2 separate regions of the Homo sapiens genome follow, and region 2 is linked to region 1. Evidence: chromatin contacts called from ENCODE Hi-C or POLR2A ChIA-PET data. All regions are on one chromosome and are shown on one strand. Each heading gives the region's core, a stretch centred on a gene start or an enhancer-like site at or near the end of the contact. The rest is flanking DNA. Distances are from core to core; before and after follow the strand shown.

Region 1 (4,001 bases), core at 1,107-3,606:
GAAGCCCGCAAACCTCAAGTATATGTACATTTATTTCCCTTCAGATGAAAATAAAGACATCGGCCTCATTTAAAAGCAAACAGGGAAAACAGTTCCACCGGCGCCCTTTGACACTGTAGCAGCGAGTGTAAAGAACAACACCCAAAAGAGAAACAGATGGACTGATGACCCAAAGAGCCCTATATTTAGGTTGATTTCTCAGACCCAGGGGAAAGGAAATGTATCGGGGAGTGTACGAGTGCTTGGGTGAGGACTGCACAAAGCACTGGAAAGGCGCCTGGGATGACAGCATCTCGCGGGGCTACACCGCCGACTCCAATGCCCGCGAAGCCGAGCCTGCTGAGGTGCCGCCGACTTCCCGGGCTGCTGCAGGGACGCAGTGAGCAAGGAGGCGTGGATACGATACCTACCGTATTTGGTTCTAATGTGCGAGGGTCGCGCGGGGGGAGACTGGGATTTCACTGGGGAGAAGCATCCCACCCATCTCCGATCTCTCATTTCTGCGTTCCGTAAACAACACAATTAGAGAGTTTTGTTTTCGGCGAGTGCGAGTGTGGGAGAGAGAACCGCGGCCTGTCCACTCCCGAGGCAGCTCCAGCCCCGCCTATTGACACCTCAAGGAAGAGCGCTCCCAGCCGCTCCGGGGCTCAGTGTCCCTGAGTCCCCTTCAACTCGAAGTAGAAGCATTTGGACAAACGCAGTCCTGTCGTCTACAGTCCTGGCGGAGCATCACACCGTGTGGGAAAGTGTGGGCCCCGCCGGCAAAGCCAGGCGAGTCATCCAACACTTTTGCTGTAAGAGTGGGGGATGGGACTCCCACCGCCCCCTCCCCAAACCCCTTAGCCCACATCCCGCCAGACCAAGGCCGCTCCGCGCCGGGCAGGCAGGGGGCGCCGGGGAGGGTTATTGACCCTGGACCCAGGCTGCACCCAGACGAAGCGCCGGAGGCTGCGCTGCGCCCTCTCCGCGGCCCAACGCTCTGGCAGCCCGCCCCCTGGGGTTTGCTCGGCGCCCAGCAAGCCCGAGGTGCGCGGGTCGCAGCGCGCCCTCTCTGCCTCCTGCTCCTAGGCTGCCGCCGCTGGCTGTGTGCCCTCCACTCCCGGCTCTCCGAGCGCTCGCTGGGCCTCTTCTCTCCCCACGTCCGAGCGCTCGCTGGGCCTCTTTCCTCCCCACCTGCGCGTGGCTGTGCGGAGCCGGTAGCTCTGCTCTGCCCGTGCCCCCGCCCCCACCCCGCGATCACAGCCCCCACCTTGGTGTCCCCTACTCCCCGCCGCAGTCCTCCCGCCGCGCAGCGCCGCGCCGGAGAGCATGGCCGAGCGCACAGCGCCCACTACCGCAGCCGCGGCTCGGCGCAGTCCACCCGCCCGCCCGCGCAACTTCCAGCGGCCGCCTCGCAACTTTTCCCAAGTCCACCACAGCCGCCCGCCGCCGCCGCCACTGTGGCTCCCTCTGAGCCGCCTACCCTACCCAAACCCCAGAAACAAACCGAGGCTCGAAAAGGCTCCCTTCTCCTGCCGGCCCCCCATCCCCCGCGCCCCCCTCCTCCCACACCCGGGACTAGCTGGTTGGCCAGAGGCAACTCTCCCCCGCCTGGGGGGAAGGGGAGGGGAGGGGGAGACTTTCTCCTCTTCTCTTCCCCCCCACCCCACCCCTTCGCGCTCACTCTCGCGCTCTCTCCTCCCTCCCACCCCTAGTCTTTGCTGCCCCCACCCCCACCCCCACCCCGGGGTTGCCACAGCTGGTCGGTGCGCGGGACTGAGGGCTGCCCAGGCTCCTCCGGCGCCCAACCCGGGAGCGAGAGCGCGGGCGACCGGGAGCAGAGACTGGAACCGGCAGGTTGCTGGGGCTGCGCTCCGCCTGCCCTCCACCCGGGGCCCCGGCGCAAGAGGCAGCCCGCGCTCCCTCCCGGAGCGCTAGAGACAGATATGCAAGATGGCAGAGGAGGGGGAAAAGCCAATAGAAAAGGGATATTGCACCTACTTGTGGCCAGTTTCCTTGCCCTGCCTTTGGATCTCATGCTGTGCCCAGTCCTGCAGCCGCTGGTGTGTGGTTGGGGCTTTTTTTTCTTGGATCCTTTCCTTCTTTTGCTCTCCCTCTCGCTCCCTCCCTCTCTCTCCTGTCTCTCTCTCTCTCTCTCTCTCTCTCTCTCTCTCTCTCTCTCTCTCTCTCTCTCTCCCTCCCTCCTGTTTCTCTCCTGTTTCTCTCTCTCTTCCACACACTCACTCTCTGTATTTTCTTCTTTCACTCTCTCTCCCTCCCTCTCTCCCTTTCTCTCAATCCACACTCGCTATCTCTCCAGCATTGTCAGTTTGGACACCTTCGCACATGCGCGCTAGACGCCCCTCCAACATCTCAGCGCCGCCAAAAAAAGTTTGGAGCGATTTATCACTTTGATTTGGAGATCTTGTCAGATGGCAATCGCCGAGGAGGCGGAGAAAGGGAGCCGCGGGGAGGGCGGCGGGGGGCGGGGAGCGAACGCAGGGAGCCAGAGGGGAGCAGACACCTCGCCCAAAAAAAGGGGAGGGGGGAATTGAAAAGGCTTGGGCAGAGGATTGATTCCATGTTAGAATCGCCAACAAGCTTGTATCATGATTATTGTTATTGTTTTTCCCACCATAAATTGCAGACATTTTTCTATACCATCTACGAGGGAAGCAAGAAGCCAGGGGGGAAAAAAACTTTAAAAACATTTTTTAAAAACCCTTCTCCTGTTAAAGAACTAGAAGGGCTGGACCCTCGGCTAATAATCCAGGAGAAAGTGAGAATCATCCTGAACTTGAGAAATCTACTGCTGCCGCTGCTACTGCTACTGAAGCTATTGCAGCTTCCGCTTTCAGGGTTGTAAGCAGAATAAATAACTGGTTTTTTCCTCGATTTTAGCTGTAATACCAATGCTTGCTGCCATCCTTGGGACATTTCAGTATTCTTTCCCTACCAAGTAGTAATGATCACCCTTGATTCCCGGGTCCGGGCCGGCGCTGGCATTTGACATCCAAAGACCTCCTGCTTTCTCAGAGGTCGGCTGTCACCTTCCGGCCTCCCCCACTGCTGCCCCGGTCGCCTCCCGATGCAGCTCTGCTTGCCTGCCATTTTCACTCACTCGCTTAAACCTACAACCTCGGGGTCAAAAGAAAGAGGAGTAGGGAGGAAAATCACACACTCTTAAAAAAATACATTGTTGAAATTTCCTTTAATTACAGGATTTACCAATGAAGTGCCACTCAGAAATGGGAATTCCTAAAGGGGCTAGCTGTGTACAAGGTATGAATCAATCCCAACTAGGTATAGATTTTCTTTTGGTACAACCTTCTTGCATTAAACAGTTTTGTTCAATACCTTCCATGTGCTATTTATGTCCCCATTAATATCTGTTGCAAATCCTGCCAGACACCATAAAAGAAAATTACAATCTTTTCAGTCTCCGTGCTGCAACAATACATCCTTGATGTTCAAGTTAAAGGAAAAGAAAAGCAGGTCCTGGGCATGAGTTTGGCAAAGGCTGTGGAGGGAAAGGGGAATCATTGAGAATGCCCAGTCGTACCTGTTGGTATTTATTATCAAATCTAGGACTGCAGACATGAGAGAGCAAATAACAAGGTTCAACCCCAAAGGGTATCAATGGCCTGCAAATCTCTTTATTCAAGAGAATCAAAGTTCAAAGAATTTGTCCTTGTTAAGGATGCCTACCATTTTCCTTTATCCAGAGCTGTGTAATTCTGGGGGCATTTGGCTGTAAGATAGAGGTCCCTGGAGAACCAAGCTACAGGTCTCAAGGGAGACAGATGTATAAGGTTGAAATGTGAGGAAGGGAAGTAGGAAGGTAAAGGAGGGAATTACTCACAACAGGAGTAAAACAACTTCCAAAAGAGAAGGCTCTAGTGCCCACACGCGTGGGCACAAGAGAACTCTATTATCCACTCTGAATTAAAGAGGCACCTGGGTTTTTTTCCAGACCTAGAATTCCCGCTGTCCTGTGCATAAAGGTGAGTGTGCTAACACAT
Region 2 (3,944 bases), core at 1,257-3,756, 450 kb before region 1:
ATATTTTTTCATTATTTAGCATTTGCCATGAGTCGTATGTAAGCCAAAGTTATTTTAGTGTCAACCTTTATTTTTCTGGACCTCTGAGTAGAGTCAACTCACGAGTGTTTCCACGTCTTGTTTGTTGCACAATAGGGAAGTTTTCTGGCTGCTTTCATTGATTTCCAAATCCCGAATCTTTCTTTTCTGATGGTATGATGGTGAAAATAACCTTATTTGGTTGCCATCATTTGATGTCAAAATGACGACCATCTAAACTACTTTTTTTCTCACTAGGTTTACTCTTTTAACCAAATTCATAGCAACTCTCTCTTACTTATTTCAAGCCTATGGGATAGAAATAAGTTGTGTCATTTCTAGTGGTGTTTAGGCATAGGTGTATCTTAAAAGCAATAGTTGAAACCTTCCCAAATCTCTGAAATGACATCTGACCACTGGCTGCCAGGTTGCAAGGTCTTCTGGCTTCCCCCATTTCCTGCATACATTTTTGCTATTTCTGAAATGAGAAGAAATAAATGTACTGCTAATTTACACAAACCTTCTCTAGTAAAAAAAAAAAAAAAGTACACTATAGGTTAAAAAACATTAAATATTACTAATTCTATATGTTTCAATCTAGTACATTAAAATAATATTCATGAAAACACTTTACAATATTGGGGGAAAGCCTTGTGAAATTTCACAATATATTGTTAAGTAAGAAAAATAGTTTATAAAATTATGAAAATGCAATCTTAATTTTGCAAAAGAGATATACAGATATGCATAGCAAAAATACTGTAGGTAGCTCAATAAAAAGTTGACAGTGTTTATCTGTAAAACAAAAACAAAAACAAAAACGCACATTAAGCTATCGCCGTGGCCACCATTTACACGGAGTTACTTAAAACAGAATAAATATATTACCCTATAATTTAAGTCATAAAAATCTACTGAGGAAGTTTAGTCTCTACTAGCCACACAAATAAACAGGTATGATACCATAGAGAACAACCGACAGATACCCCATCTCTGTGGGTTCATTTTGACTTCCTTGCACAAGTAGGTAACAGGAGGGTGGATGATCCGCAGATAGCCAGAGCCATATATTTAGAAGATGAACTCATAACAGAATGATCTGGATTTTGGCACCTGAGTAAACATGACTACATGGGTTTGTATTAACTTCTATTTGACATTCACAGAGAATTCCCACCTCTTGCCTGCATACATGAACTATAGCTAGACTCTTGGAGTCTTTTTTTTTTAATAAAACATTTTTGTGGAGACAATAAAATATATAACACAAAGGAAAGATTCTGATATAGGATTACATTTTGGGTTTGTAATAAACTAGAACATTGTACTTAAAGATAACACTGCTCAAGTTCAGAAAGATTTTTAAAAAGCAAAATATTTAGCATTTTCGTAAATTATGCACAATTAACATAACCTCACTACTATATACATGAAATGTTTAAAAATAAATAAATAGGCCGAGCACGGTGGCTCACACCTGTAATCCCAGAACTTTGGGAGGCCAAGGCGGGCAGATCACTGAGGTCAGGAGTTTGAGACCAGCCTGGCTAACATGGCAAAACCCCGTCGCCACTAAAAATACAAACATTAGCTGGGCACTGTGGCACGTACCTGTAATCCCAGATACTTGGGAGGCTGAGGCAGCAGAATCACTTGAACCCAGGAGGTGGAGATTGCAGTGAGCTGAGATCACACCACTGCACTCCAACCTGGGCAACAGAGCGAGACTCCATCTCAAAAAACTATATATATATTTATTTTACATATTTTATTTTACAAAATAAAATATATATGTAATATATATATATATAATCCCCATAATTTCAAAATTTATAAAAATTTCAGCATAGGGTAGTTTTTCTCACTCATCTACAAACATAATCAGAATTTACAACATGGCCTTGACAACAATTTTATTATACATCCTAAATTATCAGTGACTCTAATTAAATATTTTAATAGCTCTATAGTGAAATTAATGCTTAGGGCAGTAATCATTTGACTACTATAAATCATGTAAAGCTAAAAGTTTAGCAATATAGCTTATAGGTTGATAATCCAGAAGAGAAATATATTTTTATTTTAATGGGAAGAGACATCTTACTGTGTGCTTTTAAAATAAATTAGGTTTAAGAAGTCTACAAATTCTGAAAAGTTACAGGAAAAAAAAAGGATCCATTAATCAAAATTGTGTGACATGAAAAAATTTCATTTTTCAGAATGATCTTTAAGAAGATAAAACTTTCAACAGGGATCACAAGAGCTGGGTTGTTTAATTTGCAGTAGAATTTTTGAAATCTGGAGGAAGGATGACACTCAAATCAGATGTATGCACTTGACTTGTCAATGTAATGGAAAGTTACTTCGGGCAATGATCCCAATAATGCCACAGCTTGGGTGGGAAGTTTACAAGGAAAAACAGGAAGTGATGCCAGGGATCACAAAAGGACACTTCCCTTTTGACTGGAATGAGTATTTTACAAATCAAGGAGTGCTATGCATCCAGGGTGAGGCAGGGGGAGGCAGAGTGTCTCTCAGAAAAGCCTGTAACCTGTGGTCTCACACAGTGACTTCAGAACTTGTGGAATTTTGAATACTGTATCCAATTAGGAAAGTATCCTTTTTGTGTTCACATACTACAGAATGCAGTCCATATCAGTGTTAACTTTTATTTCTTAATCATTCTGTATTAGGCATCAAAAAGCCTACTACTGCTTGCCCAAAATCATTCAGGGAATTAAAAAGTTCTCTCTTTACTTACTCTTACAGTTTTATTTTGACAGACAATGTTGCACCGTATCCAATTTAAATTTGTGATGACAGTGGATTTGGGCGTGCAAATGTGACAGAGAACTTTCTCTTTCTCCCCCTCCTTCTACACCACACACCTACCCCTACGTATATAGCTGCGTGTGTGTGTGTGTGCTGTCTCCTGAGCTATGTCATGATCTTGGATGTGTGTCTGTGGGGCCCCAGTGTTGCTGCTGTGGGCTTTTTGCAACAACTATAAAATTCAGCACATTATCCTCATCTCGCTATAACAGCAAACATCGAAGTATCACAGAATCAAAGGAATTAGTTGAAAATAATTTCATAGACAGAGGTACTTAGCTTTTTATAGCTCTGGCTCAACTTGAATATCAATCTATATTAGGTCCTTTAAAAAAAAATTTAATAGGCCAGGCGCGGTGGCTCACGCCTGTAATCCCAGCACTTCGGGAGGCCGAGGAGGGTGGATCACGAGGTCAGGAGATCCAGACCATCCTGGCTAACATGGTGAAACCGCGTATCCACTAAAAATACAAAAAAATTAGCCAGGCGTGGTGGTGGGCGCCTGTAGTCCCAGGTACTCGGGAGGCTGAGGTAGGAGAATGGCCTGAACCTGGGAGGCGGAGCTTGCAGTGAGCCAAGATGGCGCCACTGCACTCCAGCCTGGGCGACAGAGCGAGACTCCGTCTTAAAAACAAAACAGAACAAAACAAAAACTTAATGAGATCATTCCTAGGTTAGAAGGTAAACTTATAGCTAACTTTCTTCTTGGCAAAAAATCAGGATGCTATATATACACCACTATATATTTGAGCACACACATGTAGCTACATATGTAGGGGTGGGTGTGTGGTGTAGAAGGAGTGAGAGAAAGTCTGTCACACTTGCATGCCCAAATCCACTGTCATCATAAATTTAAATTACATATATAGGTGTGTGTATATATATAATGGTATATATATATTATATACATTAGTTTGCTATATATAATAATAGCATGTGTATATATATATAAAATCATCCTAATTTTTTATCAAGAATACAGTTAACTATAAGTTTACCTCCTAACCTAGGAACCATCTCATTAAGTTTTTTTAAAGGATCTAATATATATATTATTCTAATATGTATAATTCTAATATATAATATATTCCAAT

What was found. A loop is a pair of places that touch in the nucleus more often than their neighbours do. ChIA-PET counts read pairs that join two places held with the same protein, here RNA polymerase II (POLR2A). Pooled maps may share reads with other maps.
Region 2: a map of endothelial cell of umbilical vein shows a loop between it and region 1 (6-fold over the local background). The contact joins the enhancer-like site here to the promoter of MECOM in region 1. A Hi-C loop is called at or near these places in 38 of 168 maps with a recorded cell type or tissue (A673, Caco-2, Calu3 and 21 more), 6 of 37 single-sample maps with no recorded cell type and 31 of 50 pooled maps. POLR2A ChIA-PET finds 5 or more read pairs at or near these places in 3 of 52 experiments (BJ, Panc1 and endothelial cell of umbilical vein).

The regions. Positions count from the first base shown.
Region 1 is chr3:169,661,356-169,665,356 of GRCh38, forward strand. MECOM (MDS1 and EVI1 complex locus) reads right to left here and starts at 2,357. Exons shown (of 17, transcript NM_004991.4): 1 at 1,981-2,357. The coding sequence starts at 2,017. RefSeq lists an enhancer at 1-159 and a silencer at 1,249-1,348.
Region 2 is chr3:169,216,030-169,219,973 of GRCh38, forward strand. All of the region lies in intron 2 of MECOM (MDS1 and EVI1 complex locus), which reads right to left. Among named protein-coding and RNA genes, the nearest start is that of LINC01997, 210 kb to the left of the region's middle. Within about 2 kb of position 2,507, at least 2 of the 41 ENCODE cell types and tissues checked have a DNase peak (open chromatin) inside an H3K27ac peak, as active enhancers do; they include endothelial cell of umbilical vein, where a contact is called at or near this core.